2 separate regions of the Homo sapiens genome follow, and region 1 is linked to region 2. A link is a loop called in an ENCODE intact Hi-C map of the cell type or tissue named here. Cell type or tissue: ascending aorta. All regions are shown on one strand. Each heading gives the region's core, and the rest is flanking DNA. Links, peaks and the distances in the headings are about the cores only.

Region 1 (5,376 bases), core at 267-5,266, 68 kb before region 2:
GTAGGGGCGGCCAGGCAGAGGCGCCCCTCACCTCCCGGGCAGGGCGGCTGGCCGGGCGGGGGGCTGTCCCCCCCACCTCCCTCCCGGACGGGGTGGCTGCCGGGCGGAGAGGCTCCTCACTTCTCAGACGGGGCGGCTGCCGGGCGGAGGGGCTCCTCACTTCTCAGACGGGGCGGCCGGGCAGAGATGCTCCTCACCTCCCAGACGGGGTCGGGGCCGGGCAGAGGTGCTCCTCACATCCCAGACGGGGCGGCGGGGCAGAGGCGCTCCCCACATCTCAGAAGATGGGCGGCCGGGCAGAGACGCTCCTCACTTCCTAGATGTGATGGCGGCCGGGAAGAGGTGTTCCTCACTTCCTAGGTGGGATGGCAGCCGGGTGGAGACGCTCCTCACTTTCCAGACTGGGCAGCCAGGCAGAGGGGCTCCTCACATCCCAGATGATGGGCGGCCAGGCAGAGACGCTCCTCACTTCCCAGACGGGGTGGCGGCCGGGCAGAGGCTGCAATCTCGGCACTTTGGGAGGCCAAGGCAGGCGGCTGGGAGGTGGAGGTTGTAGCGAGCCGAGATCACGCCACTGCACTCCAGCCTGGGCACCATTGAGCACTGAGTGAACGAGACTCCGTCTGCAATCCCGGCACCTCGGGAGGCCGAGGCTGGCGGATCACTTGCGGTTAGGGGCTGGAGACCGGCCTGGCCAACACAGCGAAACCCCGTCTCCACCAAAACCAGTCAGGCGTGGCGGCGCGAGCTTTCAATCGCAGGCACTGGGCAGGCTGAGTCAGGAGAATCAGGCAGGGAGGCTGCAGCGAGCCGAGATGGCAGCAGCACAGTCCAGCCTCGGCTCAGCATGAGAGGGAGACCGTGGAAAGAGAGGGAGAGGGAGAGGGAGAGCGAGTAAATTCTTTAAAATGATCAAAGTGTTGAAAGAAATAGAAAAAGAAAGCAGCAGGCAGTACCCTGTAGAAGTTAAATGTGATGTAGACAAGAATAACGGGACAGGGTGACCTGCAGAAATTCTCTGCAGGAGAGCAAGAGAGCCAGTCACAAAGAAAGCTGGGAGCATATTTGCATATCTGTTATAACGATAAATAGCCCTGCTATTTTGAGCACTCCTGAGAAATATTCTTTGGCTCTCAAGAATGCATTTGTCAAAAGAGTAAGTTCTCTTTAATTCATGTCTCCTACGGTACAGTAGTCAGTGCGGGTACCTGTTACAATAGTCTGCTGCGCCACATCACATCATCATTCTAAAGGCAACTTAACCACCAAGCAAGCTGGCTTGGAGAAAGTGTTTCAGGGCCTTTGCTGGGCTCGGGACGTGCTTGGTCCACATCACTGTATCTTTAGCTTATGTCCATGGTAGTTTTCATATTCACTTCATAGTGTTTGCTGCAAACTACTTGCTAAGATAGGAATATAGAATATGAGTTTAAAAGCTTTCCTTCAAAAAAGAGGGCTAAAATATTTAAATCTGAAAACAATAGAGTTTTGTCATCTGGACAATTGACATCATTTCGCAGATAACCAATTTCAAACAGAATATTGTACAAACTGCCATCCCCAAAACTCCTGTTAAGGTTTTTGCGTTGTTAACATCATCATTTTCCTTTGTTGGTACAGATAATTAAAAAAATGTATGTTTGTGTATTTACATGAATATATAAAGAAAAAAAACATTTTGCTGGCAATGGGTTGCATGGTGACCACTGCTCTCCTGTGACACTGGCACAGTTTGAATGCAGTTATGGCTTAGTTGTCTTCATGAGTATTTATCAAATTTTCTTCCATTATATTTCCTTTTAGCTGATTTGCTTCTTGAAGGATTTAATAACTACAGGTTTCTCTCCAATGGCTATATTCCTATTCCGGGACAGCAAGACAAAGATAATTTCCAGGAGACCATGGAAGCAATGCACATAATGGGCTTCTCCCATGAAGAGATTCTGTGTATGTGTGATTTCTCTAAGATTCTGGTACTCACTTTCCTAAGACTTATACATCTGGGGTAAATCACCTAAACTAGAAAATGACTGGGAAACTAATGAATTGTATGAAATCCTGAAAAGACATGTCTTACTGAAAAGTTTTGTATAGCTAATTTTTAGCACAAAATAAATGAGAATATGTCTCCGCTACATTTTGAGGCAATATTAATTTTTTTTTTCTTTTTATCAATATGAAGCAATGCTTAAAGTAGTATCTTCAGTGCTACAGTTTGGAAATATTTCTTTCAAAAAGGAGAGAAATACTGATCAAGCTTCCATGCCAGAAAATACAGGTAAACTGATGAATACTGACTTTATTTCTGTTTCGATGGCTTGTTGTGCTCTCTAAGAAGGTGTTACAGTGCAAGCGTAAAAGCACCTCTGAAGCATTTCTGAAGGGACCCTTGAGTAGAGTGACAACATCGTGTATTTACACGAGGGTTCCTCTGATTCTATAAATGAGGACAGGGGACAGGGTGTAGGATGAAAAGGAGCAGTGGTCTCTGCCTTAGCATGCAGGAGGCCTTGGGAATTGAGGGAGGAGAACTCAGCCGCAGGAGGTCACACACTTACCTGAGAGGGTGGTGCAGCTGCCGAGTTCCAGCCAGTGTGCACCTTGCCAGGATTACAGGCCCAGTATTGCCAAATATAAGTGACTTTTCAAAGAAAAATGGAAATCTAGATCTTAATAGGAAATATTCCCATTTTTAAATGTCGAAAATGGTTTTAAATTTGCATTGGTCAGGAACAAAAGTTTGTGACCCAAATATATATATATAATATATTATTAAATATATATTTAATATAAATATATAAATATAATATGGATATAAAGTATATATTTATTAAATATATGTATATATAATATACATATATATTATATATATATCAGTTTGCTTCAGATGGTCTGGAGAGAAAAAGTGAGGAATCTCTATATTGCCTTGACTGCTTGATTATTCTAACAAGTTAGTTATCTTGCCTCATGGAGGCATCCGCAGTCCACTGTGGCGGGTGAAGGCTGACATAAAGTCACATTATCTGCCCTTGAAATAATCGTTTTTTATAACCAATTTGAGGCTTGATAACAATTTAATTCTGTGTGGCTCTTCTAAGGGGCCTGCCTCTCCTGCTGCTTCTTGGTCACCATTTTCTGGCCAAGCTGTGGCACCTCCTATTAGGGCTGTTGATTTCCAGGACCATTCATCTGTCATTCAGTCAAAGTAGTTTGATTGGCGGTTGGGCCTCCATCCTCCGTATGGCTTTTCCATGGTTAAATAGACTTAAAATGGAGCCATCTAAAATGCAGAGTAAGGCATATATTAGTATAGCTTGGCTTTGAAATTTTTTAATGACCCATAAATAGAGGAGGATCAGGTCACTCTTGTAAAGGTAAGGAGGCTGGGCATAGTGGCCATGTAGTCCCAGCTACTCGGGAGGCTGAAGCAGGAGGATGGCTTGAGCCCAGGAGTTCTAGGCTGTCGTGCTATGCCCGTCGGTTGTCTACACTATGTTCAGCATCAGTATATGGTAGCCTCCCAGCAGTAGGGGACCACTAGGTTGCCTAGGGAGGAGTGAACCAGCCCAAGTTGAAAATGGAGCAGGTCAAAACTCCCGTGCTGATCAGTAGTGAGATCATGCCTGTGAATAGCCACTACACTCCATCCTGGCCAACATAGTGAGAACCTGCCTCTAAAAAAATGAATAAATAGGCAAGGCAGTCAAATGCTGACTAGCCATCTCTTGTAGCCTAAAAATGAGTGTGTATTAATTTGAAAAGATGGAAGGTATTTTTCATTAGACCTAAAACTTGTCTGATTTTAAGACTTTTATTTATTTCTTAATACAATTTAATTGTTACTAAGGTTTTTCCAGTGTTTATTGAATATATTGTGAGTAGATTGTAAGTAAAAAATGTAGGATTTAGGAGACTTTTTACACTTCAGTTGCGCAGAAGCTCTGCCATCTTCTTGGGATGAATGTGATGGAGTTTACTCGGGCCATCCTGACTCCCCGGATCAAGGTCGGCCGAGACTATGTGCAAAAAGCCCAGACCAAAGAACAGGTAGGTTTCATGTTCATTGTTATTACTGATTTGTTTGAATGATAAGCCATGGCCATTTGGCCTTCTGATTGACATGTAACAAACTGAATCAATATAAACTGTCTTACATGGGTGTTTTTAGGTACTAAATGAGTTTTTTTTTTTTAAGTATATTTACTTTTTCGTTTTCGAAAAAATTTAAAAGGGGCCGGGGCCGGTGGCTCACACCTGTAATCCCAGCACTTTGGGAGGCTGAGGTGGGCAGATCACCTGAGGTCAGGAGTTTGAGACCAGCCTGACCAGTATGGTGAAACCCCATCTCTACTAAAAATACAAAAATTAGCCGGGCGTGATGGCATGCGCCTGTAGTCCCAGCTACTCAAGAGGCTGAGACGGGAGAATTGCTTGAACCCAGGAGGCGGAGGTTGTAGTGAGCTGAGATTGCACCACGGCACTCCAGCCCAGGCAACAGAACGAGACTCCGTATCAAAAAAAAAAAAAATTTTTTTAAAGGTGATTTTTTAAAAAAAGTAAATGTCAAATTATAATCTCTAGTTTTCCCCAGGTAGATAGATAATCCAGTAGACAAATCTGCATACTTCGGGAACCAGACCAACACAAGGGCCCCTGCCGCCTTGTCCTTGTGCTGGGTGGTACAGCAGAGAGAAAGTACCAGCTTAACTGAGCTGAATCCAGGCGGACAGTGCTACCCAGGACCCAGGCGCATGGGGAGGAGCTTATTTTTATTAGGCGTCTTTACCCATCCCCCAAATTCGTTATTCCCTGTGTTCATTTAATTCTTCTAATATTGCCTTCTATTGATGTGTAAAATTGAGACATGATTAAGCAGTGAATGCCATCTCAGGTTTTTTGAGTGCTGTATAACATTAAATTCCGTAAAACAGCTATTTATGCTTTGTTGAGATTGTTTCCAGAATAAAAGGTTGTTGTGATTTAATTACAGGCAGATTTTGCAGTAGAAGCATTGGCAAAAGCTACCTATGAGCGGCTCTTTCGCTGGCTCGTTCATCGCATCAATAAAGCTCTGGATAGGACCAAACGTCAGGGAGCATCTTTCATTGGAATCCTGGATATTGCTGGATTTGAAATTTTTGAGGTATTCTTCCCCCTCTTCCTCTAGCTCGTCCTTCTTTTTGTTTGTTCTTTTAACAAATATGAAGGCTTACTGTGTGCCCAGTACATACGAGGCACCAGGGATACAGTCCCTGCCATTCTAGTAGAGCCAAACAATAAATGGCAAATAATCAGTGAATCCGCAGGTCTGTGAGAATGCACTGAAAGGGTGCTGTGATAGAACTGGGAGGCCAGCTTGAGATAGCTGTTCAGGGA
Region 2 (5,376 bases), core at 197-5,196:
GAGCTCTGGGACCTAGAACACGTTAGTTTTTATAAGTGTTCCGTGGGTACTTAAAAATGATGCATGTTCATCAATGAAGTAGATGTGTAAGCTCTATGTATCCATCATGGAGTTGATTGGTGAGATCCCCAAATGCTCATTTCCCCAAAGGCGATGTGGCTGTTGGAGCCTGCCTCCTAGAGAGCGCTCCTGGGCCATTACCCAAGTGTCCAAGAGGCATTCTCTGTACCACACTGTTTTTTCTGAAAGTGTTTCTTTCAGACTCTCAGGCAAGGCCTGACTCACACTGCATTAGGGAGAAGAGACTGAGCTGGAAAGCTGGCCCTGCCCTTCCCCCTATTTCTGACACTTTTCCTTCCCTCAAACACCTCCGTTCATCTGGCTTAGAGGCCCCGGGGTCCCTTCCTTTCTCCCGTGGGTCCCTCAGTCTGCCTAGAGCCCCACCCCCAAGCCAGTGGACAGTGAGTGTTTCATAGGCCCAAGAAGACAAAACACCAGAGGCCAGATGGTAGAGCTGTCTGGAGTCAGTGGCCCTGGGATCAGGCCTGGAACATTCCGTCAGCTGCCTCTCTTTCCTTCCTGACTCCCACCCTGCCCTGTGTGCCAGGATGTGCTAGAACCCAGGCCTGTCAGAGGACCTTCAGCCTACACTCATGTAAGGCAGGTGCACGTGCTGGAGCAGACAGAGGAGCTCCCGTGCAGCCCTGCTCCTAAGACACCTTCAAGGTGTGCTCTTGCCAAATGTGGCATCTTTTGGAAGGGGCAGCTGGTGGGAAGAGCCCTGGACAGGGAGTAGGAACCCTGACTTTTTGCTGCTGACTAACCTTGGGACTTTGGGCCAGTATCTTCATCCAGGTGGGCCTCAGTTTCCTCATTTATAAGATAAATGCACCCTTGACTCCTTTCCATGGCAAATCATCCTTCCAAAGAAGTTTGTGGAAAAGCAGCCATCAGGCAGTTCCTCCCGTGGGCTGGCAGGCACAGGGCTGTCCCCATTGTCCAGTCCTCTGAGAGCCCCCTGTGGAGCCACAGTCCCCTTCAAGAAAGAGGCCTTGCCCACCTTAGAGGCCCAGCTCTGCAAACACTTGAGCCCCTGCGGAGGCCCCCACCTGCCTCCTCTCCATGGGAGCATTGATCCTTGTTGCGGCACAGCTGCCTGGATCCGCACTGGTCTGTGCAGCCAGCGTCCTTGATCTCAAACTGTTTATGTGAAAGATACTTCAGGGCCATCAGTTGGTATAGCTCATGTTTCTTAGGGTTCAGGGTTTATATAAAGTTCATGCTCAGTTTATATTAAGAAGCACCAGCTTTCCAAGAAGGGCAGGAACATAGCCACCTCTTACGTTGGAGGTGACAGCAAAGCCCTTATGGCAATGAAGACTTTCCTCTGGACATCTGTGTCAGATGCTGACACCACACACCACCTGGCTGGCCTGCACCGAGCAGATTTTCTTGACAGTTTAATTTCTCAAATCTAAATGACAGCTTGAGGTGCAGGTAAACAGTGACAGGAGCAAGGTCGCTGTAGCTCCAGGCACTGTCAGATTCCACAGGTGAGGAAACTATTCACAGCCAGAGCTTAACGCAGTCTCCACTGCTTAGGAACTTGCCTCATCTGAGCGAGCCCGCCGACACGCCGAGCAGGAGAGAGATGAGCTGGCGGACGAGATCACCAACAGCGCCTCTGGCAAGTGAGTCTCCCACGGCCGGGGGTGGGTTCTTCGCCCTCAGGCACGCGCACTGCTGAGAAGGCTGGAGGTGTCCACACACCTGGCATCAGCGGGTGGTTTGCTCCTCCCTCGCTGGGCCTGGGCTGCCTCAGCCATGGTACCCCGTGCCAGTCCTGCCGAGCCCTGCACACCGCAGGTGGGAGCCGTGGTGTGCACTAACGGGCACTGCACCCGTGCCAGTCCTGCTGAGCCCTGCACACCGCAGGGGGGAGCCGTGGGGTGCGCCAACGGGCACTGCAGGCCTTCACTTTCCAGCTAGCTTTGGCAAGCAGGTTCCTCAGATAGGACCTTTCTCTGAATTCATTTTTTCGTTAAAAGTCATTACTGAACTGAACGTCCATCATGCGCCTTTTTGAGCATGCCATCATGAGTAGTTAGAATTTGATTCTCAGTGCATTGGAAACCACTGAAGAGTTTCAGCGGTGGGGAGGCTGGGGTCGTGCTTGCGTTTTGAAAGCGACTCTGGCTGTTGTCTGTGGAGAACAGCTGGAGAGAGGCAGGCAGGGCAGCGGGAGGCCACCCAGCAGTCCAGGTGAGAGATGACAGGCCTGCATCTGGGTGGTGGCAGCGGGGGAGGGTGTTTGGAAGTGTCATCAGTGGGACCTACTGATGGATTTGGGGATGAGTGCAGGGGAAAGAGAAAATTCAGGATGGCTGCTCAGGTTTCCAGCAACAGGGTGGGTGGAGGAGCCTTCCCTGAGGCTCCTGTGCTGTGCTGAGCTGGGATTGAACCGTCCCCTCCTCCTCTCCCCGCCAGGTCCGCGCTGCTGGATGAGAAGCGGCGTCTGGAAGCTCGGATCGCACAGCTGGAGGAGGAGCTGGAAGAGGAGCAGAGCAACATGGAGCTGCTCAACGACCGCTTCCGCAAGACCACTCTACAGGTGGCCCATGCAGGAGCCCGTCACCCAGGGAGGGCTGTGCCACCCCTCAGGCACAAGTGACTAAACTCCTCTCTCCTCTCTAGGTGGACACACTGAACGCCGAGCTAGCAGCCGAGCGCAGCGCCGCCCAGAAGAGTGACAATGCACGCCAGCAACTGGAGCGGCAGAACAAGGAGCTGAAGGCCAAGCTGCAGGAACTCGAGGGTGCTGTCAAGTCTAAGTTCAAGGCCACCATCTCAGCCCTGGAGGCCAAGATTGGGCAGCTGGAGGAGCAGCTTGAGCAGGAAGCCAAGTAAGAGGTTTTTGCTACCGTAAACCAAAACTTACCAACTAGGCTCAGTCAGAGACAAAACAGGCATGCCCCTTTCGGGGGGGCTCCCCACCACGTGGGCAGAGAACACATATAACCAGAGTGGGACACAGAAGTTGGTGTGAGCTGTGAGAGAAGAGCTGTGAGCATTCAGAGCCTGGGAGGACAGACGGCATCCGTGAACAGTCAGGGAAGGCTGGGCTTTAGGACGGCGCCCCGTGATTTCCTAGGCACCCTGAGTTTGCATCTCCTACCCAAAGTCGATTTCCCAAGCGTGTGGCAGCCCATGAAATGCTAATTTGCTGCCAGAGAACAAATGCAGTATGACACAAATCAGAGCCTTTCTTCTCCCCATAGAAGGGATTGCTTAACAGCTTTCATATTGTTGTATTAAAGCATTCTGAAATTGATGAGAAATTGTACAGTACAGCTGCTGGCAGGCATATTACAAAGCTATTAGGTCATAGCGCCCAGAGCCAGGGCAGACCTTCAGATTCACCCTCTTGCTGGGGAGCTTGGAGCCCAGAAATGCAGGGCTCGCGGCCAGAACCCTGCATCCTCCCCAGCCTCTCGTGCCAGGACTTCCCACTCCATTCTTTGGACTCCAGTGGGCTGAAGCAAACAATTAAGGGTTTGTTTCTAGTTGGAATTAACATAAACACCCTTTCAGCTGACTGTCTCTATCTACTTTTGCATAATATTTGTTAAGCAACAAAATAACTTTTTCTGTCTTCCATGGAGTCCTCCAAATAAGTTACCTCTCCTTCATATGGGACGACGTAGATGCATCTGGAAACATGGATTTGTTTCACCTCTAACCAAAGAGGGAGTGTAGGGGGTTTGTTTTTGGGTTTTTTTTCAATGTGAGCTGCCAAAGCCCTCTACATCACAATAGGTAATTAGTAAATTATCAAGTGAAACAATCACTTAATAAATTGGGTTGTTTCTCAGGCTAAAAGTTTAGGTGATTAAACTAAGGATGGTGTCTTCAAAAGTCTATGTTCAGTATAACTGACAGGTAGATTGTATGTAACATTTGCTCTTTAGATCACTGTGTACAGGCCGGGTGCGCTGGCTCACGGCTGTAATCCCAGCACTTTGGGAGGCCAGGGCGGGCAGATCACCTGAGGTGAGGAGTTCGAGACCAGCCTGGCCAACGTAGTAAAACCCCGTCTCTGCTAAAAATACACAAATTAGCCCAGCGTGGTGGTGCATGCCTTGTAATCCCAGCTACTCAGGAGGCTGAGGCAGGAGAATTGCTTGAACCCAGGAGGCGGAGGTTGCAGCGAGCAGAGATGGCGCCACTGCACCCCAGCCTGGGCGACAGAGCAAGACTGCATCTCAAAAACAAACAAAGTAAGATAACTGAGTACAATGATGAATACCTGTGTACAGTAATTAACACCTACACGTGCAGGAATAATGCACTTATTCTACCTGTCACTATTGAGGAATACATTAAAGGCAATTCTGATTTTGACCAGAAGGAAAGGTTTCAGCACATTAGTCATGAATTCTGGACAGAGAGGTCCATAATGCCTCCACCATGTGTCATCTTCCCAAAGAAAAGGGGCTTTAAAAAATATTTTTTCCCACACAAAATACCATTTCAAGAATTTCAAAACTACTGTGACCACTTTCACAGGGAACGAGCAGCCGCCAACAAATTAGTCCGTCGCACTGAGAAGAAGCTGAAAGAAATCTTCATGCAGGTTGAGGATGAGCGTCGACACGCGGACCAGTATAAAGAGCAGGTACGCGAGGAAGTGCCTCCCTGGGAAGCGCGTGAGCAAAGGAACTGGTGGAGAATGAGCTGGTGGCACAACTGACCAGTGGAATTCAGGGCCCTCCCGATTCTGATGTTTCAGCTAACGTGGGCTGTTCCATGTTCCTGGTGGGCACTCCCAGTACCCGAGACACAGGAGGGCGGGGAGAGCAGGTCAGGAAGCAAGTTCAGTGAGGCCTGGACTGAACTGTAAAGCTCCTGCTTCCTCCACTAGAATGTGTGCTTCGTGAGTACAGGGATTTCTGCCTGTTTTGCTCCCTGTTATCTCCCTAATGCCTAGTATAGTTTCTGGATATTGCTGGCAGTCATGAGATACTGGCTGGGTGTAGGGTGGGCACAGGAGATACTGAATAGAAAGTGAAGGGAAGACAAAGGTACTGCACGCTGCACCCGAGTGAGCTTCAGCGTCTGCATCCAGGCCCCCTTTTCTAAGTACACAGGGAATGTTCCGCAGGACTTTGAACTGTGGGTCAGGCCTGCCCTGATTGCAGCGTGGGCAGCTATACCCTCCCTCCCGCTCCCTGCCCTCTGCCTGGTGAGACTTCACACTGCAGACACTGGCCAGAAAGGTGGATGGATCTGAGGATTTCACTGCCTTTGGCCCGAACCCTCCCCAACTTCATTCATTCAGTCAGGCAACCTGGCCTTCCCTTCCCACCCCCACCCTTG

The links. Hi-C counts contacts between places; a loop is a spot of excess contacts. Peaks named below come from ENCODE experiments on the same cell type or tissue, not always from the same donor. Only the 100,000 strongest peaks of a DNase experiment are listed, where the experiment ranks them.
Region 1: it touches region 2 in a loop (2.0-fold over the local background); 1 of 110 quality-filtered maps calls a loop at or near these places.

The regions. Positions count from the first base shown.
Region 1 is chr17:8,545,215-8,550,590 of GRCh38, reverse strand. It overlaps MYH10 (myosin heavy chain 10), which reads left to right. Exons shown (of 43, transcript NM_001256012.3): 10 at 1,804-1,947; 11 at 2,183-2,278; 12 at 3,929-4,047; 13 at 4,991-5,143. Among named protein-coding and RNA genes, the nearest start is that of MYH10, 83 kb to the left of the region's middle. In ascending aorta, for the core only: no CTCF peak of the experiment used is centred there; no DNase peak of the experiment used is centred there; H3K27ac peaks cover 4,655 bases.
Region 2 is chr17:8,477,637-8,483,012 of GRCh38, reverse strand. It overlaps MYH10 (myosin heavy chain 10), which reads left to right. Exons shown (of 43, transcript NM_001256012.3): 38 at 1,603-1,691; 39 at 2,488-2,611; 40 at 2,695-2,903; 41 at 4,567-4,675. It overlaps LOC107987245 (a long non-coding RNA gene), which reads right to left and starts at 1,603. Exons shown (of 2, transcript XR_001752780.3): 1 at 825-1,603. In ascending aorta, for the core only: no CTCF peak of the experiment used is centred there; DNase peaks (open chromatin) are centred at 472, 2,776, 3,202 and 3,394; H3K27ac peaks cover 4,673 bases.